Linked DNA regions of Homo sapiens: regions 2, 3 and 4 are each linked to region 1. The links are chromatin contacts, found by Hi-C or POLR2A ChIA-PET in ENCODE. All regions are on one chromosome and are shown on one strand. The core of a region is the stretch at or near the end of the contact, and the rest is flanking DNA. Distances in the headings are between cores, read along the strand shown. Region 1 holds the start of LINC00173 (long intergenic non-protein coding RNA 173). Region 2 overlaps MED13L (mediator complex subunit 13L). Region 3 holds the start of FBXW8 (F-box and WD repeat domain containing 8). Region 4 overlaps MED13L (mediator complex subunit 13L).

Region 1 (6,165 bases), core at 2,071-4,570:
TAGTCCCAGCTACTTGGGAGGCTGAGGGGGGAAGATGTTATGAGCCCCGGAGGTCAAGGCTGCAGTAGCTATGATTGTGTCACTGCACTCCCCAAAGTCTCTACCAGGGACTGTGCTAAGTGCTGGGGACACAGTGGGTGGCAAAAGCAGAATGGTCCCTTCCTAGGGGAAGGCTGTAGTCAGGTCAAGAAGATGGACATTAATCAGTAATTGCAAAAGGAAATGTAAAATTACAACCAAATTCGGAGCTGTGAAAGGAAGGCTGGGGGACAGATCATTGTCAGAGGAGGATCTGAGGTAGCCTTGGGGTACAAGTGGACAGAACCCAGTGGGAGGATGGGAAGGAGGAAGGCACTGCGTAAGCCAAGGTCCATGGTAGGACGGAGGGGCAATTTGGGGATATGAAAGTCCAGAGTAGCAAGAAGGAAGGGGAGAGAAGTATAAGATGGATCTAGTCTATGGCCATATGGACCCTGAACTCACCCCATCTCATCTAAAAGATGGAGCTAGGCACACCCACTGGGATGGCAAACATTATTATTGTTACTATTATTTTGAGACAGAGTGTTGCTCTGTTGCCCAGGCTGGAGTGCAGTGGCACAATCTCGGCTCACTGCAATCTCCATCTCCCAGGGTCAAGCAAATTCTCCTGCCTCAGCCTCCCAAGTAGCTGGGACTACAGGCACACGCTACCACGCCCAGCTAATTTTTGTATTTTTAGTAAAGACGGGGCTTCACCATATTGGTCAAGCTGGTCTCGAACTCCTGACCTCAGGCAATCCACCCCGCTTGGCCTCCCAGAGTGCTGGGATTACAGGCGTGAGCCACTGTGCCCGGCGCAAACTTTTTTTTTTAACAGAAAATAACAAGTGTTGGTTGGCAAGGATGTAAAAAATTGGAGCCCTGGTGCACTGCTGGTGAAAATGTAAAATGGGCAGTCACTGAGGAAAATAGTGTGGCGGTTCTTTGACAAGCTAAACACAGAGTTACTGCAGAACCTAGCAGTTCCATTCCTAAGTATGTACCCCAAACAATTGAAAACAAAGGTTCAGGCCAGGCGCGGTGGCTCACACCTGTAATCCCAGCACTTTGGGAGGCCAAGGCAGGGGAATCAGGAGTTGAGGTCCTGACTGAGGTCAGGAGTTCGAGACCAGCCTGGCCAACGTGACAAAACCCCTTCTCTACCGAAAATACAAAAATTAGCCAGGCGTGATGGCGCACTCCTGTAATCCCAGCTACTCGGGGGGCTGAGGCAGGAGAATCGCTTGAACCCGGGAGGCAGAGGTTGCAGTGAGCCGAGATTGCGCCACTGAATTCCAGCCTGGGGAACAGAGGGAGACTCTGTCTCCAAAACATAAATAGATAGATAGATAAATAAACAAATAAATAAATGCAAATATTCAAATGAAAACTTACCCACAATTGTTCATAGAGCACTATTCACAATAGCCAAAAGGTGGAAACAACCCAAATGACCCCTAGCCAGTGAATGGATCAACAAAATGTGGTCCATCCAGGCAATGGAACAGCACTGAGCCATAAGAAGAAAGGAAGCACTGGCATGCGCTACAGCATGGATGAGCCTTGAACACATGATGCTGAGTGGGAGAAGCAGACACAAAGATTATATATCGTAGGATTCCACTTACATGAAATATCCAGAACAGGCAATCCATAGAGACAGAGAGCAGATTGGCAGCTGCCAGGGGCCAACGGGAGGGAAGAATGGGAAGTGACTGCTAATGGGTACCGAGATTCTGTTTGGGGTGATGGAAAACTTCTGGACCTGGCCAGGCATGGTGGCTCACCCCTGTAATCCCAGCAGTCTGGGAGGCCAAGGTGGGTGGATCACCTGAGGTCAGGAGTTCAAGACCAGCTTGGCCAACATGGTGAAACCCTGTCTCTACTAAAAATACAAAAATTAGCCAGGCGTGGTGGCAGGCACCTGTAATCCCAGCTACTCGGGAGGCTGAGGCAGGAGAATCACTTGAACCTGGGAGACAGAGGTTACAGTGAGCCAAGATCATGCCACTGCACTCCATCCTGGATGACAGAATGAGACTCTGCCTCCAAAAAACAAAACAAAACAAACAAATAAAAAAAAAAAAAAGATGGTGGCAGCTCACACCTGTAATCCCAGCAACTGGGGAAGCTAAGGCAAGAGGTGTGGCAGCTCACACCTGTAATCCCCAGCAACTGGGGAAGCTTGAGGCCAGGAGTTCAAGACTAGTCTGGGCAACATGATGAGATTTGATCTCTACAGAAATAAAAATAAAAATTAGCTGGGCATGGGGGCAAGCACCTGTGGTCCCAGCTACTCAAGAAGCTGAGGCAGGAGGATTGCTTGTGTCCAGGAATTCAAGGCTGCAGTGAGCTACGATCACACTGCTGCACTCCAGCCTGGGCAACAGAGGGAGACCATGTCTTTAAAAAAAAAAAAAAAAAAAAAAAAAAGATGGCGCTAGAGAGACAGTTGATACAGGGTATGGATGGTGACCATCATTGATCATCATGGCTGCTGGTGGGTAGTGGATGGGAGTGAGAACAGCATTAAGAGGAAGGCCAGTGATGAGGCGGGGACAGTGGTCCAGGAGGAAGATGCAGGTGGCCTGGACCAGGGGGCACACAGTGAGCCACGTGTGTCAGGCAAAACCAAGAGGGCTTAGTGAGGATCTGGATGCACAATCATTCAATATAGACTCAACTCTGCCCCTCCTATTCAGCACCTGTATGCACTTATGGATGGGAGGAGAGTGTTGGAGGGAGAAAGTATATGTTCTCATAGGGATGCTGAAGAACAGGTCAGAAGACCCCTGGCTTCAAATTTTGACTTTTTCATTGCCAGATCCCGAGAGAGTAACTTCGTTTCTTTGTGCCTGTGTTCCTTCCCCTGTAAAATCAAGGCCCCAACATGCACTTCATAGGTCGTTGTGAGACGGGGACAACAGCACCTGCCCTGGCTACCTCCTAGGGCTCTTGGGAGACCCAAATGAGTTGTTAATCCTTCAAGGACAACACAGATCACGTTGCTGGGCTGATGTCATTGCTTTTGGAAAGCAGGTCCCTTGAACAGATTCTCCCAAAGCAGTGACTTTAGGAACATCTCGAAGGCGACAGATTCCAGTTGTTAAGGCTACGATGAAATAGCAGAAGACTCTGGGAAGCAGCGTGCAACGAGTGGCAAAGGAGCCCCTAACGCTCTTTCTTCTGTGCTCGCCCCGCCCCCTCCGGCGTGGGCCCCGCCCCGACTAAGCCCCAGCCAGGCCCCGCCCCCGATGTTAGCGCAAGCCACGCCTCCTCAGCTCCCAGCCTTCTGGGTCCGAGGCTCCCACCTGCTCTAAGCGCTTGGTACCAGGGAGGGAATGGGAGGACGCTTGCGGGATAGGGAGGCGGGGGCTGGAAATTGGCAGGGTGAGAGCTGGGGAAACTAGTCTGGGACGCAGCCCTCCTTGTCCCCCTTCTTCATTCACCCCCTTGTTGAGGCCCTTGGCTTTTGCATAATGTAAGTACTTATTTAATGCGTGTGCTGGCTCGAGAGCTCTGCATTTGTCTTTCTGTCCTTCATATGCCAGTGTACCTCCGCCTTCTGTCTGTCTAGGTGGGAGCTCCTGGAGAGGAGGGTGCTTCCCAGCAGTTGCTGTTCGACCCCCAGCCCCGGGCCAAGGGCACAGAGAGAGAGACAGAGAGGCTGGGGCTGCAGTGGGGGTGGGGAGGTGGGAGCTGGGGCGGGGCGGAGGGAGCGAGGGGGAGGAATGAGAGCACCATATGACAGGCTTGTGGAACCACATCTGATGCCAACTTGGATGCTGTCCTTTTTCTCCAATAAAAGGAACTTTTCACTTGTTTTTCAGACACCCTTTAAAAAAATGTATTTAAAGAGGCTGGTTCCTATCCATCCGACTGGAGGCATCTCAGTGCAAGAGCAAAGCTAAGTCCTGCACACGCTCCTCCCCTCCTCCTCCTCCTTCTCCCCCCAGGTTTTCCCGAATGTATCTACTCCGGTTACAACTAGACGCGGCCCCTCCCCCACCTGCCTCCCCCCTTCCTTCCCTCGATCGTGGAGGGAGCGTTCTCTGTGCCTTCCCAAGTCCCCGTGGGGGACCTTCTATGTTGGAGTGGGGGGAGGGGGGGAGGGTCATATAACGAAGGCCAGAAAGAACAAATTAGATAATCAAAAGAATTATAGTAATTGCTTTCACTTTCCCCCGCCCGCTCAGCGGATTCCCTCCCCCGCCCCTCCCCTGGTTTTTCTGTCTGTCGGGAATACTCGGTCTTTCCGACCCCCTCCCCTCCCCCAGGTTCCTCCTCTCCTCTCCCCTTGCTCGCGCGTTCCCTCTCTTCCTCCGTTTTCTGGTGTGCTGGAACGTTCAGCGGAATATGATGAATGATCACCTGTCACAGCTTGTTTATTATAATGCAGGCAATCAATTACACATCCCCAATGCTGGCCGGCCCGCAGGAAATTTATATGCTCAGCACAAACCAATGTGAAAATGGAATCTCATTTGCCAAATGTCTTTCTCCCCGTACAGCACGATGATTACAGTCTGTGTTTGTTTCAACAGTCGTGTACAACTGACAGTGCCATCATTTACTGCCTGGCTCAGGTCACGTTACTCTAAGGCTTTATTTATGGTGTTACGAAGGGCAGCACAGGAAAAGGACAAGGGTGTCTGTCAGGGATGGCACTGTGTTAAAAAGTGGGCGTGCAAGGGCCGCATTCCCGGGCAGCCGCTGCAACCTCAGCCCCTGGGCCCTTACCTCCGCAGCCTCTCCCAGCATCCAGCTACCCAGACTCCAAGGCCCCAGGCGAGAGCCAGCTCTCGGTACCTGGAGCTCCACAGGTCCCAGAATCGGGGTGGATCAGAGTTCAAATTCTGGTTCTGCTACTGTCTAATTGCGTGCTGCAGGGACTCAATCTCTTCATCTGGGAAATGGGAGTAATAACCCTTGGCAGGAATGTTGCGATCCTCTGGGATGTCAGAGGTGTTGATGAATGTTAGTTCCCGGGACTTCGGAAAGAGGTCCCGTTGGAAGAGATGTGAATTGGAATTCACACCCTATATTAAAATCTCCTCCAATCTTCACCTCTGAGACATGGCTGTCTCAAGACTGTTTTGTTTCCCTTCCTGGTGGAATTTTGCACTTTTATGTCCTGTGTAGCAGCAGGTAGTGTGGCTTTGAGAAAATAAAATGGCCACCTTGCTCCGCTGTTCTTTCTTTGTAAAAAAAAAAAAAAAAAAAAAAAAACGGCATAGCAATCTTGGCCTTTCTAGCTGTGTGACCCCAGGCCGGTCAATCCCTCCTCCTCTCCAAGCCTCGGATTCCTCCCCTGAGAAGTAAAGAAAATAACTCCTAAACTGCCTCCCGAGGCTTGCTGGCAGGATCCAAGGTGTCCAGAGATGTTAAAAAAAAAAAAAAAAAAAAAAAAAAGCCCAGTAAATGGGAAAGTGAGGCTGTCACTGCTGAGTGGCATCCTGTTTTCAGGAGTTCTGGTTGGTCCCCAGAGTTCTGCTACACAAAATGTTGACCCAAATTTGTACCCCCACAACACTTGGTGTCAAGTGGGAGCTCAGAAACTGAGGGGCAGGCAGATGCTTTTATGTGTATTAGGTTGTCTTTTATTGTATTGTATAGTTCCTTTTTTTTTTTTTTTTTTTGAGATGGAGTCTTGCTCTATTGCCCAGGATGGAGTACAGTGGCACGATCTTGGCTCACTGCAACCTCCACCTCCTGGGTTCAAGCAATTCTCCTGCCTCAGCCTCTCAAGTAGCTGGGATTACAGGCACGTACCACCATGCCTGGCTAATTTTTGTAATTTTAGTAGAGACAGGTTTTCACCGTGTTGGCCAGGCTGGTCTCGAACTCCTGACCTCAACTGATCCACCCACCTCAGCCTCCCAAAGTGCTGGGATTACAGGCTTGAGCCACCGTGCCCAGCCTGTACTATATATTTCTTTATTATTTGACACGTGTATTTGTTTAATGGCCCTCTGCTCCACCAGTATGGAAGCTCCAAAAGGAAAGATACCAGATTGATCTTGATCACCTCTGCCTCCCCAGCACCTAGTCTTCCTTGGCACATCGTGAGTGCTCGGTAAATATCTGTGGCTTTAATGGATGAATGAATGAATGACTACATGGCTAAACTCCATTCTAGGGCAA
Region 2 (6,165 bases), core at 1,841-4,340, 410 kb before region 1:
TTCAAGGTAGACTGAGAAGAAAAACGACTACCAAAAAGTCTATAAGAAAGTCCTATCTTTATGAAACCTACAATCTCTCCACGGCATGCTGTCTCCATTCCAAAAGAAAAAAAAATAAAAAACAGGAAAAAAAGCCTTTCTAATTCTTTTGATCTTTCCAGTTTCTATTTAAATGCTTATAATACCTTAAGAATATAAAGTAGCAAAAAGACTATCTCTATAGACTATGTTTATAAGTCTAATTATGCATAATGGGAGAATTTTCCTAAAATTTTGTTGGTCTCAAAAGAACCAAGAGATCTAAAATGCATGTAAAATAAATGAGTGACAACAGTCAATCAAAACAAGGAATTTCTAAATTAAAACATTCTCCTGCTGTTATTTTGTCTATTACAGCCAGATTAAAAACTAAAACTAAGTACTACTACAGCTGCCTATTTACAAAGAAAAACTATTTTGGCACTAAAGTTATCTCACTTAAATTATAAAAGCTATAATCAGAATGTGTTTACGTTGCTGTTATTCAACCTTTTTTAATACAGTTATCCTCATAATCAAATATTTAAACTGCAAAAGTAGTATATAAATGTTTTTTAACAGAAAAGACAGTGTTTATAAAGGAAAAGTTTTAAATAGTAGTAATTACTGCTTAGTGCCCAAATAATTTTTCAAATCCCCATCAATTGCAATATAACTTCTTTCAACTTCACCAAACATGACTCCTTACAGAATTAATAAGCTTATTTGAAAGAAAAAACATAGAAAAGGTTCAGGGAGAAAAAAAGTCAATATGGCAAAATATCAAAGCAGCATATACTTCAATGATTTTGTGTTTTCCAGCAGAGATCTTGGAAAGATATCCCTTCCAATTCCATAAATGAAACTGACATACTTTACTTGAAGGGGAAAAAAAAATGGGAGGAGGGAGAATGGAATAGGGTAGGGAGGAGCATAAAGATTGTGAAACCTTGAAGAAATTCAAGCTCATGCTTTTAGAATTCAGGTCACCCAGCCTTACACAGTTTAAAAGTAGAATTACTTTCAAAGAATACATATTTCCTCTGAGCTATGATACATATTTCCTTTTAATGTATCATATTGCAGCAACAGCTGAAATGAACGTCTAGACATCAAAAACACTTCTTACTCCCACCTACTGCTTTTTTACCTCAGGCATCAAAACTAATGAAACCTATTATCCAGAACATTGAGTTCAGCAACGGCATTGGCCACTGCAAATATTGGAGGTGGGGGAAGGGCACTTTCAGGGATGGCACTTCTTATTCAGCCGTTAAAATTGTTGAAAATCAAATTTCACTCGAAACTCCAGAAACACAAGTAAAGGAAGGCACAGGAAACAAGTACATTGTTTCCCAGTTAGATTTCAGTAACTAACGGCTAAAGATAGCATAGCTCTGAATCCAAGGTTTATCATTTGCCCACTGCCTTTGTTTTCAATTTCTACCTCAAACATATAAAACGCATCGTAGTGTTTAAAAAAAAAAATCTTCTGAATTATTAAATCTACTTCCAAAAACTACACTAATCAGATATTACAACAAGGAAACATGTATCCACTTAATCTAACTGCAGCAAATGAAGGATACCAAGATAAATAAACGATTTTGAAGTATCTGCTTTCTTAAAAACTGACTTACCAAAGAAACTCAGTAACAAAGGAGCACAATGCTACATTAATTATGAAATATAGCACTTCACACATAAAAAAATCCAATGACTTACAACACTACACCACCACTGACTGATCAATTTATGCTGCCATCAGTTGCCTGGTAGAATCTATATTTGAAGTCATTAATAACTAAATGGACTTATTACTTATATCAACTTCAACCTATTTAGAGCTCTGATTTCTTGAATTGCTCATGAGTGTAAAATATTCAGTATCACTTAACAAATCTATGTTGGAAATGGATTGTAACCTTCCCGATGTCAATTCATCAAACAAATAAGAATCATGGATAGAAGATACATACTAAAACGTTCCATTTATTTCAAACTATTTGCAACCTTAAGTGATTACAAATATTGATAATATTTGGCAGACAGAAGCACAATTGCGATTCAAAATTTTAACAGTGTACTATCTTCCTAAGGAATCAGCATGGGTTCTCTGCCAGTTGCAGGATAACCAGAATTTTAATGACAGTTTCTACACAGCATTGTAGCAGTTGAGACACGACCCAAGTTAGCATTTCAATGGATCACAAGACTCCCTGTAAAGCCAGCAAACTTTAAATTGAAGGAAACCATAAAACTAAATTTCGAGATAAACTGTACAAGGCCTTCAAAAGACAACTGCTACAGAAAACAGGCTGCAATGTTACTTTAATAGCTGCACACTGAAAAAGAAATCTTGCACAATGGCTGTTATTGACTTCTCAAAACCAAATTTGTCCCCATTTGCTACTTCTTCCAAATATTTTTTAAAATGATTACCATTTTTAACCTTTAAAATGATTAACATGCTCTTAATATGCTCTAGAATGCATAAACAAGGGTCCAGAAGGATTAAAATTAACAGTTATCTCTGCTAGAATAATGATTGTTTTCTCCTTTACCTCTTTGAGTATTTTCCAGATTTCATGACAGGCATTACTTTTATAAGCTTACATCATATTTGAAATAAATTTTTAAAATAAGGATCCTATATTAAACAAGGCTGTATGTTCAGAAATTACAAGGAAAACCAATATTTTTAAAACAGGAATCATCACAAGATAAATTTTGAGACGGAAAAGCAGACATGTGATTCAGTTAGAACATATACATTTAAATTCATCATTGCTACAAATAAACATTTTATAAACTTCCTCTAGGACAATGATTTTAATAAAGATGAGTCAACTACTGATTTCAACATTAGCACAATTGAGAAGTAAAAATTTAAAATATTTCCTTCCACTCTTCAGACACAAACTAATTTGAATAAAAAACACACGCACATGCACACACACGTGCACACAGAAGCTTGCTACTAAAATTCTGACAGGGCAAGTCCCCAAATTGCCTTTTACACTAAAGCTCAAACAGTTGTCTGTCACTGCTATTACTATGAGTAATCCTTGCAGCTGTAACTGTTTGAAATGCAGCTGTCTCGTTGGCATTCTCTCCCCACCCCCAGCCATGCAGCATTTCTGTTCTTGCTACAATAATCTTAAAGAGCATTTTACAGGAGGCTTAGCCCTGGCTGAGGGCACTCTACGGCGTGACCGAGAGAACATGGAAACACGATTCATTAGACACGCCTGGAGTGATAACAATGGTGCTGCTTCTTACTGCCTTTCATTTCGTACATCAGGCTGAGACTAATGCATTCTCGTTACACAACAAGCACATTTATAGACAGGGGAAAACTGTAATCACCTTTGATTAAGAGACAGCATATTTTTCCTATATGAGCTGCCAGCCATACTGACATAGTAATTATTTTTTAACTGACAGGTTAAAATAGCAAATGTAGCAAAAATAACATCTGCAGAGAGAGAGAGAAAGACGAGAGAGAGAGAGAGAGAGAGAGAGAGACAGAGACAGAGAGAGACAGAGAGAGACAGAGAGAGACAGAGACTGACTGACTACTGTGAAGACTTGGTGCACAAAGGTTTCTTTAGACCAAACTCAGTGCCATCTCCTTGAGACCTGATGGGTACCTTGGCTTTTATTTCAGCTTGACAGTCTATGGCAAATATTGCAGAAAGACTCTTACAGAAATTCATTCTATAAATCCAATTTTTTGGAGGCAGAAATTACAAAATTATTTTTGTCACTGAAACAGTAATGACTATTGGTCTACCTTCTTTCCACTTCTTTCACTATAGGACTAGAAAATTCAACAGTAGTATCCTTTTTTCCATTATCTTACAACAAAATAATTTGTTCTCTTCACTTTGTTATCTACTTTTACTAGATAATAATTTGTTTTCCTTAATATAAAATGCTACTCCAAGACAGAAAAAAAACTGCTTTCTACTATACCACAGTTTATAAAATGTAACTTTGGTTAAAAACAAGAATGTAGAATAATTAGATCAGTCTATCATTTCACTTAACGCCCATCAATCCCTGCACCTGGTGAAGGTTTTAACTGTAAATATAAAGGCCCTAATTTAAATTAGAAAAAAGTCATAAGCCACATTATACTGACAACATATAAAGTCAGTTTTCTTAAGGAATTTTAAAAAGTGAACCACCTTTCCATACACACAAATGCAATCTTCTGTTGGTTTACACATGTGTGTTGCTGGGTTGTAGTTTATAGAGAATTTGGTAGTTGACAGGAAAAAAATATTTGTCATAAATTGAAAGATCATAGTTAAACCAAAATATTGGAAAATACTTTTTCAAAGTTAGCAGTCTGTACAATTAAGCAATTAAAAAGTCTCTTTTTTAAGCTTTCTACAACACTATTGATTTTTACACTAAGAATGTGCTACAAAATAAAACAATTTGCACATGTGAAAATTTGTTAAGACAGAAAAGAAAACTAACCAATAATAAAAAAAAGTTAAGTCTGGTTCACAAAACTTTGAAACCTGTAATAGCTTTTCAAAAAATAATTATGTAGCCAGGCAATGTGGCAGGAGCCCATAATCCCAGCTATTCAGGCTGCTGAGGTGGGAGGACACATGAGCCCGGAAATTCAAGGCCAGCCTGGGCACTACAGTGTGATCCCATCTCAATCAATCAATCAATCAATGCAAACGGTTATGTACATACAACAAACAAATTTTTGTAAAACAGCAAAATGCTTTAATAATTTTAAATAGTAGGATTTTAGAGTTTTCTGACCTGTGCTACCACAGCAGGTTAGAAACTAGAAAATGTGTAGCCTAACTCTGATATGTCTATAAATGGACCACTGAACACTAATGTGCACTTAAACACAGTGTATTTTGAAGAGAAGTTTTTATGTGTCCCACACAATTTTAGAATTACACAAGCTTAAAATTTTCATCATCTGAAATCAAACAATGAGTCTTATTACAGAAGATAACATCTATACAATTTCTACTGTCGGTGCCCAATCCATGTCTCTCTTATTTTGGTTTTCTGTACTGTGTGAAGTCATGACTCCCCCAAAACTAATCAAATTACTTCTGCATACTTTCCCTGTTTGTCTTCTTTTTGGAAAAGACAAAGTTAATCATCAGTATAAAACATGTCACCACACATTAAAAATTTTTATTTTAAAAACATTTCAGTTTAAATGTATTCTTAGTAATCAGAACATTTTACTTTCATAAACAACTATGGTTTACATATGAATTTCTGTTACAATTATCTGGCTCTTAATAGAATCACAAATTATTATTCTCAACTTTTAAAAGACAGAATGTACAATTCTCCCCTTGTGTCTTCAAAATTAATTTGTTTATGAATGCAAAAACAACCTATTGGAAAGCAATAAAAGTTTCTCAAAACTTTTAAGTTAAAATATATCCAGGAAAAGTTGTCATTATCCAAAACTTAAGCCAAGAAGTTTCCAACTCATAAGCAAAAAATTTATAAATGACCTAAACACACCAACACTGCCAATATTTTTACTTCATGTTGGTGTTTCAACTCTACAAGATTCCTTTGCATTAACAAGTCAATATGAAAACTGCAAGTCCTTTAGGAAATAAAGGTCAGTTATTTACAGTCGCAGTGGTGTGAATGAGTTCAATCCTATGTTCTTTCGAAATCTGGCTAGAATGGCATTTTGGTTGCAAAGTTAAGTAACACCGTTGTTTTGGATAGGGCACAGTCTGGAGTAGGGCAGGCCTGGGCGGCTCCCATAACACAAGGTGCAGTGGTTTCTTCCTGTGGTCCTTGGAGTACTAGAGTCCTGTGCAAGAGCCCCAGTGAGTCCCTCTGGCCCTTTCCATCTCCAGTCTCAACCAGGACAGCTGCAGTTTTATCCAGTTGTAGTTTTAGCCATTATAACTTAGGAAGTTCTACAGAGAGCTCACTTGAAAAGGTATTACAAATAAATACAAAGAGTTTGCAAAGAGGATAGAATTTGCAAATTACCAGAAAAGTTGAAAGAATAAATCAAACCAAAAACCCAAAAAGCCTGAGCCACTGGGCAATGCTAACACTTCACTGGCTCTGTTGCTTCTTTTATAGTTATCTTTACTTTCTTTGAGATTCTTTCCCACTCAT
Region 3 (6,165 bases), core at 1,709-4,208, 380 kb after region 1:
AGCCCAGGAGTTCGAGGCTGCAGTGAGCTACGATCATGCCACTGCATTCCAGCCTGAGTGACAGAGTGAGACCCCATTTTTTTTAATTCCAGTTTGCTTTCTGTTTTAAGTGTTAGATGGTCCATAAAATCTAGAGATACCAGAAAAGTGATATTTGGCTTTTGACTTGCAAGTAGATAATCAAAGTAAGTATGACCTTTGGATTTCACATGGAAGGCACATGGGATGAATGGGATGCTAGCGGAATGGGGAAAAATTAGCTCGTTTTTATTTTTATTACAATAATATTTATTGGCAGCAGCCACTGATGAGCAGCAGCCATGTTTCTGTGGTCTCCCATGTCTGTGGGTCTCAGTGAGGGCCACAAGGTGAGGACCAAGAATGTGAGCAAGCATGGCCACTGCTGCCACCGCAGGCACCCCACCAAGCACAGAAAGTTCGTGTGGGACATGATGTGAGAGGTGTGTGGCTTTGTTCTATATAAGTGATGCACCTTGGAATTGTTCAAGGTCTCCAAGAAAAAGTGGACCCTCAAGTTCATCAAGAAGAGAGCGGGGACACACATCTGCACCATAAGAAGTGAGAGGAGCTGGGCAATATCTTGACCTCCAGGAAGCGAATGGCTGCCAAGAAGAACTGAGACTTCTTCCCCTTCTGTGTATAATAAAACCTTTACGGAAAAAAAAGAGAATGCTTACTTGTATTGGATGCTTATGTTCCATCTTGCATCACTTCACTCATCTTTTACCTTAGTCACTGCTGTAGCAACTGGCTTTGTGCACGTGTAACCTGACAGTCGTTCCTGTTAGCTGCACAGTGTACCTCCTGCTTTTTGCCCCAGAGCATCTCTGCTGCCTTGGTACGGAACATCCATGATAATCCGTTTACTTATACCCAATCTAGAAGTGGGAGGTTGTTAAAGCTCCTTGGCTTAGCCTTTCTCTAGTAGGGGATGAGAGTCACTGGACAAATGCTTTCCTCTTCTGGCTCTTATCTCTTGGGAGGACAATTCTGAGCTGTGTTCTAAGGCTCCTTAGAAGGTGCTAATGGAATGAGCCTAAATTGCCACAGTAGGACCAACTCAGAGATGCTCTTTCTTTTTTTTGTTTTTTTGAGACAGAGTCTCGCACTGTCGCCCAAGCTGGAGTGTAGTGGTGTGAATATACGCCCAACCATATACTCTAATTTTCTACAGTGAAGGTTGTCCAAGCCTGGTTTCCCACAGTAAGCAAGCCTGAGCCCTGGGTTTGTAGGCAGCTAGTTTATTTACAGAAGTGATTCTAGAGAAGAGGCCTGAGAGACTAAGAAGAGTTAGACAAGGAATAAGGGACAGTTAATTGCAAGAGCATCTTTGAGCCTGGAGTGGTGGCTCACACCTGTAACCCCAGCACTTTGGGAGGCTGAGGTGGGTGGATCACTTGAGGTCAGGAGTTCAAGACTAGTCTGGCCAACATGGTGAAACCCTATCTCTACTAAAAATACAAAAACTTAGCCAGGTGTGGTGGCGGGCACCTGTAGTCCTAGCTACTCAGGAGGCTGAGGCAGGAGAATGGCGTGAACCCGGGAGGCGGAGCTTCCAGCGAGCCGAGATCGCGCCACTGCACTCCAGCCTGGGCAACAGAGCGAGACTCCGTCTCAAAAACAAAACAAACCAAACAAACAAACAAACAAAAAACCATTTATTGAGCATGTATTAATCACCAGTCTCAAAGCTAAGAGTTGCCAATCTAGAAGGGAAGGGATATATATATATACATAAAAATAAAATTACAAATTGTGTTATGTATTATGATGAGAAGTACAGGATGCTGTGAGAATGAGTAACAGGGATACCTGATGTTTCTTGAGTGGAGGTTGGAAGATTAAGTGAAATGTGAGTTGAGATATGAAAGATGTGTAGGAGTTAACCAAGTCAAGGTGGGGGGAAAAGTTCCCTGCTGAGGGAATATCAGGTGCAAAGAAAACATTTTTAAGTGGAACGCCATCGTATGTCATTTTCTTTCCCATCTTAAAGCCCTTGGATTTCCTTCTGGAAATCTCTCTCCTAAGATCTGACCTTCCCTTGGCTGGTTTCTCTTTCAGATTTTTAAAAAAAAATTTTTATTTCCACAGGTTATTGGGAACAGGTGGTATTTGGTTACATGAGTAAGTTCTTTAGTGGTGATTTGTGAGATTTTGGTGCACGCATCACCCGAGCAGTATACACTGAACCCAAGTTATAGTCTTTTATCCCTCCCCACCTTCCCACCCTCCCCTCGTCCCCCTCCCCTGTTCCAAAGTCCCATAAGTCATTCTTATGCTTTTGCATCCTCGTAGCTTAGCTCCCACTTATATGTGAGAACATACGATGTTTGGTTTTCCATTCCTGAGTTACTTCACTTAGAATAATAGTCTCCAATCCCATCCAGGTTGCTACGAATGCCATGAATTCATTCCTTTTTTATGGCTGAGTAGTATTCCACCATATGTATATATCAGTTTCTTTATCCACCTGTTGATTCTCTTTTAGATTTTAATTTAAATAACATCTTAAACAGACTTTCACTATCAATCCTTACTCCCCTTACCTTACCTTATTTTGTTTTCTTCCTAATACCTATCACTGATTTAAATGTTCATATTTCTTTGTTTAAAGTCTCCCTACTTAAACGCATGCTCCAAGACGTCAGAGTTTTTGTTTTGTTTTACAGATTTAAATGCTGAATTCTTGGTGCCTGGCATATAGTAGTTGCTGAATGAATGTTTGTTGAATGAAGGAACAATGCTTGGCGCAAAGTCAGAGCTTAGCAAAAGTGATAGGCAGCAGAGCTGACGGGCTGAGGGGCAGCTGCGTAAACCTCTGCTTTGGGCGCCACAAGCCACAAGCCGGACCACCACGTGCGTACAGGGGCAGCGCCGGGGGCGTGGCGGGGGCGTGGACGCCCACCCGGAACCCTAGAGCGGCGGCGGCAGCGGCTTCCGGCCGCGGCGGACACTTCCCTGGGCGGGACTGTCTCGTGGCACCCGGTGGAACCGAGGAGAACGTGGAGCGCCGGGAGCGGCGAATATGGACGACTACAGCCTGGATGAGTTCCGTCGGCGCTGGCAGGAGGAGCTGGCGCAGGCCCAGGCGCCGAAGAAGCGGCGACGGCCCGAGGCTGCCGAGAGGCGGGCTCGGCGGCCGGAGGTGGGCTCCGGGCGCGGCGAACAGGCCTCGGGGGACCCGGCGCTGGCCCAGCGTCTCCTGGAGGGCGCGGGGAGGCCCCCGGCGGCGCGGGCGACTCGGGCCGAGGGGCAGGACGTAGCGAGCCGCTCACGTTCTCCTCTGGCCCGCGAGGGCGCCGGGGGCGGGGAGCAGCTGGTGGACCAGCTCATCCGCGACCTGGTGAGTGGCCGTCGCCTCCCCCCCGCCCATGCCTGCGCCGGCCCCCGCCCCCAGGACAAACCCCTGCAGTGATTTGGAGAGTAACTGTGTGCCACTAGTTGCCCGAGAAAATGAGTAGACGCACAAACACCAATGTTTGTGCTTGCATAGGGGTCTTTCTGGAAGCAGCACTTCCCAACCAGGGCGATTTTGTTCCCCCAGATGTGGCAGTGTCTGCAGACATTTTTGGGTGCCTCATCGGGGTGTGTATGTGTGCATGTTACTGGGCATCTAGTGGGTAGAGGCCAGAGATGCTCCTGAACATCCTACAGTGTACAGGACACCACGCACAAAAAAATTATCCAGGACAAAATATCAGTAAGTGTGGGGTTGAGAAATCCTGCTCTTGAAGGCTACCTAAACTTTGAACAAAGGTTGCCTTTGAAAAGGAGGACCCAGATGATGGATAGGAAGTAATTTTACCTTTGTATACTGTTTGCACTATTTAATTTTTGTAACCGTGCACGTATTCAAAAAAATTATCTCAGAAAAAAAGGAAGAAGAGGAGGAAGAATCTCCTGGGCACTTTCATTAGGATAGAGTTTCTTATCTTTTTGTGGGGCGTGGATACCTTGGAGAATCTGGAGGAAGCTGGGGACCCTGTGTCCGTTAAAAATAATCCCCTTCAGAAAGTTGGGAAAATCAAGAACACCTGAAATGCATCCGTGGCTCCCAGGTTAAGAGGACAAGGCTCCAGGTTCTAATGGTTTGATTTAAATTAGGCCCAAAGGAAGTCCCTACAGCTTTACAATTGGGAACCCACTTTTTTTTTTCCTGTTTTTTTTTTTTTTTCTTTCTTTCTTTCTTTTCTGAGACAGGGTCTTGCTCTGTTGCCCAGGCTAGAGTGTACTGTTGCTCTCCCGGCCCACTGCAGCCTCAAACTGCCTGGCTCAAGCCATCCTCTTCCCTCAGCATCCCGCGTAGCTGGGACTACACGCATGCGCCACCACACTCAGCTAATTTTTTAAATTTTTTGGTAGAGACAAGGTCTCCCTGTATTGCCCAGTCTGGTCTCAAACTCCTGGGCCCAAGTGATCCTCCCAATTGAGAATCATTCTTTTTTTTTTTTTTTTTTTTTGAGACGGAGTCTCGCTCGCTCTGTCGCCCAGGCTGGAGTTGCAGTGGCGCGATCTCGGCTCACTGCAAGTTCCGCCTCCTAGGTTCACGCCATTCTCCTGCCTCAGCCTCCCCAGTAGCTGGGACTAACAGGCGCCCACCACCACGCCCGGCTAATTTCTTTTTGTATTTTTAGTAGAGATGGGGTTTCACTGTGTTAGCCAGGATGGTCTCGATCTCCTGACCTCGTGATCCGCCCGCCTCGGCCTCCCTAAGTGCTGGGATTACAGGCGTGAGCCACCGCGCCCGGCCGAGAATAATTCTTTTAAGTGGCAAGCTGTTTCAAGAAATAATGGCCTATTATTTTATGTAATATGTAGTTTACTCAAATAGCATTAATAGCTACTATTTGAGTTTTTACCAAGTGTTTAGTCCTGTGCTCTGCCCTAATTCGAATATAACAATCCTGTGAGGTAGATTTTAACTCTCCTTTTACAAATGAAGAAACTCAGAGATTCTCTGTAACTTGCCCAGCATTACCCCACTGATAGATTCTGGGGATTGAATTTGGATCCAGGTCTTTTCAACTCCAAGTTTCACCACGTGAACTTGAGTTGGCATAAGAATCACTTGAGGCTTGGTTATAATATAGGTTCTGGGCCCTCCCCAGACCTGCTAACTCCATCACCAGGGAAGGGGCCCTGAAATCTGATGACTGGTATGATCAGGCAAGTTTAAGACATTATACTCTACTGTATAGCCTCCTTTGGTTTAAGGTCCTGATTCTCAAGGCTTTCCATTTGTAACACCTTAGAGGTATAGGCATTGATGCCAAAAATAGTAAAGAAGCAAATCATGTACAGTTGACCTTTGAACAACCTGGGGGGTTAGGAGAACTGACCTCCTTGCAGTCAAAAATCTGTGTATAACTTTTGACTCTCCCAAAACTTAACTACGAATAGCCTACTGTTGACCAGAAGCCTTATAGATAAGTCAGTTAACACATATTTTGTATCTTCTGTGTGTTATATACTGTAGCATTATAATAAAGTAAGCTAGAGGAGAAAGTGTCATTAAGAAAATTATAAGAGAAAATGTATTTACTATTCATTAAGTGAAAGTGGCTCATCACAAAGGCCATCATTCTCATTGCCTTCATGCTGGGTAGGCTGCTGCTGCTGCTACGAAGGAGGGATTGGTCTTGCTGTCATAGTGGTGGCAGAGGTGCAAGGAGAGGCAGGCACATTCGATGCAACGTTTATGGAAAAAACCTGCATACAAGTGGACCCACGCGGTTCAAACCCATGTTGTTCAAGGGTCTGTAGTATTCTGAAAATAGAAGGGACCTGCATACTGGAGAATCTGGAGGGTACATCTGAATCTATTTCATGTTGTTGGAAAAGGCCTTCCCTGTCTTCCTGGAATTCATTTCCCTGGTCTCCTCTGCCCCCTTCAGAATCACCACATTAGGTACTACTAGGTTCTCTATGAGTAGCATACAACTTTTGGGGCACCTCTAATTTTAAAGAGGACTTTGTAGGCCAGGTGTGGTGGTACACACCTGTAATCCCACCACTTTGGAGGCCAAGCCAGGAGGATTGCTTGAGCCCAGGAGTTCAAGACCAGCCTGGGCAACATAGTGAAACCCTGGTTCTACAAAAAATTTAAAAAATTTAGCTAGGTGTGGTGGTGCACCCCTTTAGTTC
Region 4 (6,165 bases), core at 2,510-5,009, 340 kb before region 1:
GTATTAATTATCTTAATGACAATAGAATGTAGTTAAAATGAGTGTGCTAAAATATTAATATCCAAATGCTAGGAAAGCAGATAATGGTTAAATTTTTTTAAGATTTAATGCCCACTAAAACAATTAAAAGAGAGCAATAAAATAAACTTTCAGGGCAACGGAAGGGTGGTGGCTTTTGCCTTTGTACAACCAGTGCCCTGGATCCACATCTCCCTTTCTATGAACAGACCCCATCCCTTATGTAGCCAAGCATTCTCTTGCCTCCCAAATGTCATGGCATGTATGTCAACATTTGAAAACTGCCAACATAGTTGGGGAAATTTAACTGTCTAATATCTGTTAGTTATATTTGTTTTGAAGAAAAATGTAACACAATTTCTAATTGCTTAATCTAAGAGAGTAAACACAGGAGAAAATAAATATGAATATAAATGCAAAAACAAAGCTAATAAGAAATGAAACTTAAAATCTCATTTAAACACATTTAATGAGAGAAATAAAATCTCAGTTAACAATATATACTTTATTAGTATAAAGGTTTTATTCTCTGTAACATCATAGGACTTATTCTAGGGATGCAGTGCATCCTTAAGTCACATTAGACATACCGGAAACATAAATATGTCAAAGTCTTTATACCAACCTACTCAGGAAGCTGGACAGTTCAAGACTCTTCCATTTCCAGGACAATAACAAGAACAATTTAAGGAATAATTAAAAAAACAACCCTGACCCTTATTTCTAATATTCCAATAATCCCAGCACTTTGGGAGGCCAAAGCAGGAAGACTGCTTTAGTTCAGCAGTTCAAGACCAGCCTGGGCAAGACAGGCAGACCCTGTCTCTACAAAAAATTTACAAATCAGGCAGGCATGGGCCGGGCGCCATGGCTCATGCCTGTAATCCCAGCACTTTGGAAGGCTGAGGCGGGCAGATCACCAGGTCAGGAAATCAAGACCATCCTGGCTAACACGGTGAAACCGCGTCTCTATTAAAAATACAAAAACTTACGCATGGTGGCACGTGCCTGTAGTCCCAGCTACTCAGGGGGCTGACAGAGGAAAATCGCCTGAACTGGGGAGGCGGAGGTTCGCAGTGAGCCGAGATCATGCCACTGCACTCCAGCCTGGGCAACAGAGCAAGACGCCTTCTCAAAAAGAAACAACAACAACAAAAAAAACAAAAATTAGGCAGGCATGGTAGCTCACTCCTGTAGTCACAGCTGCTTGGGAGGCTGAAGTGGGAGGATGGCTTGAGCCCAGGAGTTTGCAACTGCAGTGAGCTACGATCATGCCACTGCACTACAGCTTGGACAACAAAGCAAAATCCTGTCTTTAATAATTTTAAGTTTTTAACCTGAAGCTTATTTATTTTAGAAATAATCAAAAATATTTTTCAATGTAATAGAAGTACTATATTGTCCATGCTTTGTCTTAGGAACAAAACATCTAAACTTTAAACTCAAGCACAAATATCAACTGAGAATAGGTCTACATATTAACTTACTGTTTTAGAAGTACTTGAAATGTGAGTCATCTAATTATTTTTCGGTATTTCCAAAAAAATTCTCAAGTAGTTTATCTAAATGCATTGTCAAATCTGGTCAAGATGAAGATTTAGTGTAAAGTAGAAATCTCTCAGAAAAAAAAAACTCCTAATAATCACTAATACCTCGCTATTTTTGTTTAAAAAAAAAGGTAAGAATTTCTAATTACTAATAATCAGAGTCCCCAAAATCAAAGGAAAAAGCACAAAGAAATGAAAACCACATATCTGCTTCTCTAGAGAAAGGAAATCATCATGGGAATAGTAGGAGTCACAATCAAGAATCACATCCAGTCCAAAGAATGTAACTCACAAGTAAACCGATCACTGTACATCAGTCTCCTAAGAAATACCTTTATGAATGAACTCAATGAGAAGCTAGTCAAAGATTAAAGCTGATCAAAGTAGTTAGCAAAAAGACATTAACAAAGTTCAATTTCACTATTAAAAAGCTCCAATTAACTTTCCAGCCTTTCAGCAATTTACAAAACTTTACCAGAACCTAAATAAGTTTACTCAATCAGAATATTTCCTATCTCCAATTTTTAAAGATGTAGATGTAAATGACAAAAGAAGAGAAGATGACGGAAGGGTATTTAAAAAAACAAAAAACAAAAAAATAACCCTGTCTATACCCACACCCCTACTTCTTTTTTTCTTTTGAGACAGAGTTTCGCTCTTTTTGTCCAACCTGGAGTGCAATGGTGCAACCTCGGCTCGTCGCAACCTCCACCTCCTGGGTTTAAGCGATTCTCCTGCCTCAGCCTCCTGAGTAGCTGGGATTACAGACTTGCACCACCACGCCCAGCTAATTTTGTATTTTTAGTAGAGACAGGGTTTCTCCATGTTGGTCAGGCTGGTCTCAAACTCCCGACCTCAGGTGAGCCACCCACCTCCGCCTCCCAAAGTGCTGGGATTACAGGCATGAGCCACCACTCCCAGCCACCCCTACTTCTTTTTAAGTACAGGGTATTTCCTAATCATAGTAAAAATCATTCAGGACTACTTCATCTACAAATCCTCAATCCATCTGATCAAATTCACCTTAACCACATTCAAAAGCATCACGAAAATATTAAGCCCACAATGCTAAATAAACTTTGGCTGAACTGCATAAAGAGAAATATTTATATGTTCTAGAGAATATGAAAAGATTCACAAGATTGTTTAAAAAATCAAAAGCTTGTTAAAAATAAAATATGACTGAAATATAATAAGCTAGAAATAATTTTTTTAATTTACTGGAACTTCCAATCAAGATGGCATCATAAATTGCTTTGAAAACCCACCCTGTTTCAAATACAAAGCAACAACAGGCAAAATCCTGGAGAAGACATTTTAAAGACCTACCTAACTAAAAAAGACCAGCATCACCATGAAACAGAAATATGTAACAGAGAGTGGGCAGAAGGTATAGGGCTGCTAGGCTCTGGTTTCAGAAGGAACCAGTGAAGGCCTAGGTTTCAGATCCTATAGAAACAGGAATAAAAGTGGCCCACCTAAGATAAGGGACTGAGGCCGAAATTGGGCTGAAAACAAACTGCTACTAACAGCTGCCTGGGGGTAAGTAAGCTGTGTGGACTTTCAGGAAGTATGTCTTCTCAGAAACTGAGTGCCTAGGAAAGTGAGAATACTAGGGCTTCAGCCACACTATCCCACTGCCTGGCCAACTGGAACAAAGATGCAGGTGTATCTACCATCAGTGGGAGACAAGTGCCCTCTGCTGCCAATCTAAGACCTTGGTGGGGGTGGGGGCAACAGGGAGAAGCAGTTAAGAATACGTGCAAAACCACTAGAAGGGACTGTGGGGAGTGGGGGGACTTCCCAGTCAAAGCTGTACCATGACATAAAGAAAACGAATAAAAACACAGCAACTGAAATACAAAATCCCTTCAAACAAAATAGAAACAGAAAAGCCTGAAAATAGTATGCTTAAAATTTTTTTCTTTTTTTGAGATAGAGTCTGGCTCTGTCACCCAGGCTAGGGTAGCACAATCTCGGCTCACTGCAACCTCCGCCTCCCAGGTTCAAAGCGATTCTCCTGCCTCAGCTTCCCAAGTAGCTGAGATTACAGGTGTGCGCTACCACACCAGCTAATTTTTGTATTTTCAGTAGAGACAGGATTTTGCCATGTTGGCCAGGCTGGTCTTGAACTCCTGACCTCAAGCGATCCACCCACCTCAGCCTCCCAAAGTGCTGGGATTACAGGCGTGAGCCACTCTTTTACTCTTTATAAAAGAGTAAAATTTCTTTTATAAAGGGAAAAAAAATCACAACAAGCAGAAGTGAAACAAGGCTAGGTGGAAATGAAAAAGAATTTAAAAGCTAAAGAATGAATATTTTAACTCAAAGTAAGTTTTAAATAATTTTAAAATAAGCAATGGAAATGAAAAACTGAGTAAGAGATAAAATGTAAACAGTAAAAATTGAAAAGGAGTTAATAAACTAGAGAATAATAATGAAGAATTTAACTAGAAAGTTGCAGAGGCAAAGAAGTTTTAAAGATATATTATGGAGGCCAGAAAACAAGGTTCAATGATATATTTAACAGCAGTTTCAGAACAAGCAAAGAGGCAATGAGAAAAGAAAAAATTACACTGAATCATATATTATCCAGATCAACAACATAACAAAGAAAATTATAACCTAATGGATAATCTAACTTTCAAGTAGCAAGAAAAAAAATTACTGGTTGAACTCATCTAGCTTAATTTTTAAATTATATTTTTTACTGTTGACCTCACTTTAGAGGGCCAAATTGTGTACAGAATACATGCTACCCAAGAACACCACAGAGGTCCTCTGGGTGTTTCCACAGAGCAAAATTGAAAACAGGGCCAATAAGTAAGGTGCAATTAACAAAAAAAAAAAAAGTCTGACTGGCCCAGTCTTCGGCTTCGGCTGCAACTTAATAGTCCTTTAAATTCAGTTTCTAACACCCAGAGAAATGACACATGAGATAAGAGTGCTTTCTTTCCAAAACGGTGGCAATAAAACTTGTGATTGGGGTAGAAGAGTACTAGAATAGTAGATTACAGAATTGAGTAACAGGATTTCTTGTTAACTAAAACCAAATATACAATCAAAAAGCAAACCTACTGCCATCAACACAATTTATTCAATCAGAAGTATCTTTTAACCTTTCTCTCCAAATTTAAAATAAATAGAAAAGTAATAATGCTGATAATTTAGGCTGCATTTATATTATAAAATTTTAACTCTCTTTTTGGTGGTCCAGCTGTGTCTACATAGCTTAAGAATCTGATGGTTTTATCTAAACTAGTTAAGACATACAGCTGGTTAAAGTTTTGTGTATTTTAGGGGCACTATCAGATTAATAAAAGTGCATTAATTTTAGCATTAGACAGACATGTCTTCAAAATTTGAAGGCATTTATATCTAGTTATATACTTAGTAATTCTTTTTGATGGGAATACATATCAATGGGAATCTTTCAAAGATATATAGTAGTTTGAACAGTAACCATATTAAGTCTGAAAACACAAACAATAAGACAGAACATCAGTTCAGTGTCTCTCTCTCAAGACAAAGCATACTCTTTGCTGGTGATAAACAGCACACTCACTTTACTTTAGTCTAAGCCTCCACCCACATAATCCTTAAAATTATATTAAGCTCCGGTGGATGAAAATACAGCAGCAGTCCTGCAGCCTAACTGCAAAGATGAAACCGTGTACTCGGCTGAAGGGCTGGTCTCCCTAACTAGCACGGTTCAGTCAGCATCTATCTGACAGCACAAGATACACAGCACACGCTTTCTTTAGTTATCTGTACATGTCAGTAGGACTCTGGCCCACTGCCATAAGGAACTCTATCTCTGTTCTCTGCTTTATCTCGTTGTCCATTCTTCAGTCATTTAGCACAACCACTACTTTATTTTCATCAGTAAGATGTTCTTCTGGGACACAAATGGGAGCTCCAACTGCTTCAAAAGCAGTTACTTGGCCAGGCGTGGTGGCTCACCCCTGTAATCCCAGCATTTTGGGAGGCCGAGGCGGGCGGATCACCTGAGGTCAGGAGTTCAAGACCAGCCTGACCAACATGGAGAAACTCCATCTCTACTAAAAATACAAAATTAGCCGGACATGGTGGCGCATGCCTATAATTTCAGCTACTCGGGAGGCTGAGGCAGGAGAATCATTGAACCCAGGATTCGGAGGTTGTGGTGAGCAGAGATTGTGCCATTGCACTCCAGCCTGGGCAATAAGAGTGAAACTCCGTCTCAAAAAAAGAAAAAAAGGAAAAAAAAAAAGCAGTTACTCACCAGCTGCTAGCTAAAAATCATGAAAATTAGAAAGCAACTCTTTATGATTTTTTAATCAAAGTAGTGTAACATTTTAAATTGGCATTTATCACCCAGCAATCCATTTCTTTTGTAGAAAGCCAAAAGAATTTTAACATGTTCATATAAAAGCAAGAATTTCCATTGAAAAGAAATTTTTACAGAGAACACTTATTTAGCAAACACCTATGAATGCACAAAGTCATTAACAATAATACCATCAATAGTGCTTATGTATGGCAGATAACCAAAACATGATGTTATTTGTTACTTTCCTTCCACACACCAAGAACCCAATAATTTTTACTGCATATATTA

The links. A loop is a pair of places that touch in the nucleus more often than their neighbours do. ChIA-PET counts read pairs that join two places held with the same protein, here RNA polymerase II (POLR2A). Pooled maps may share reads with other maps.
Region 2: a loop to region 1 is called in a pooled map, with 2.1 times the contacts of the local background. The contact joins the enhancer-like site here to the promoter of LINC00173 in region 1. A Hi-C loop is called at or near these places in 5 of 50 pooled maps. POLR2A ChIA-PET finds 5 or more read pairs at or near these places in 4 of 52 experiments (HEK293, Panc1, WTC11 and 1 more).
Region 3: a loop to region 1 is called in a map of CD8-positive, alpha-beta T cell, with 4 times the contacts of the local background. The contact joins the promoter of FBXW8 here to the promoter of LINC00173 in region 1. A Hi-C loop is called at or near these places in 1 of 168 maps with a recorded cell type or tissue (CD8-positive, alpha-beta T cell), 12 of 37 single-sample maps with no recorded cell type and 7 of 50 pooled maps. POLR2A ChIA-PET finds 5 or more read pairs at or near these places in 1 of 52 experiments (WTC11).
Region 4: a loop to region 1 is called in a map with no recorded cell type, with 8 times the contacts of the local background. The contact joins the enhancer-like site here to the promoter of LINC00173 in region 1. A Hi-C loop is called at or near these places in 18 of 37 single-sample maps with no recorded cell type and 5 of 50 pooled maps. POLR2A ChIA-PET finds 5 or more read pairs at or near these places in 1 of 52 experiments (PC-3).

Annotation. Positions count from the first base shown.
Region 1 is chr12:116,530,115-116,536,279 of GRCh38, forward strand. It overlaps LINC00173 (long intergenic non-protein coding RNA 173), which reads left to right and starts at 3,321. Exons shown (of 3, transcript NR_027346.1): 1 at 3,321-3,502; 2 at 6,006-6,097. RefSeq lists silencers at 3,132-3,333, 3,238-3,287 and an enhancer at 4,696-5,230.
Region 2 is chr12:116,120,606-116,126,770 of GRCh38, forward strand. The region is part of intron 2 of MED13L (mediator complex subunit 13L); the gene reads right to left. Among named protein-coding and RNA genes, the nearest start is that of MIR620, 25 kb to the right of the region's middle. Within about 2 kb of position 3,091, at least 11 of the 41 ENCODE cell types and tissues checked have a DNase peak (open chromatin) inside an H3K27ac peak, as active enhancers do; they include Panc1, where a contact is called at or near this core.
Region 3 is chr12:116,907,992-116,914,156 of GRCh38, forward strand. FBXW8 (F-box and WD repeat domain containing 8) reads left to right here and starts at 2,959. Exons shown (of 11, transcript NM_153348.3): 1 at 2,959-3,364. The coding sequence starts at 3,047. It also overlaps the pseudogene RPL36P15. RefSeq lists silencers at 2,787-3,006, 3,167-3,426.
Region 4 is chr12:116,191,977-116,198,141 of GRCh38, forward strand. The region is part of intron 2 of MED13L (mediator complex subunit 13L); the gene reads right to left. Among named protein-coding and RNA genes, the nearest start is that of MIR620, 46 kb to the left of the region's middle. RefSeq lists an enhancer at 5,208-5,502 and a silencer at 5,208-5,502. Within about 2 kb of position 3,760, at least 3 of the 41 ENCODE cell types and tissues checked have a DNase peak (open chromatin) inside an H3K27ac peak, as active enhancers do.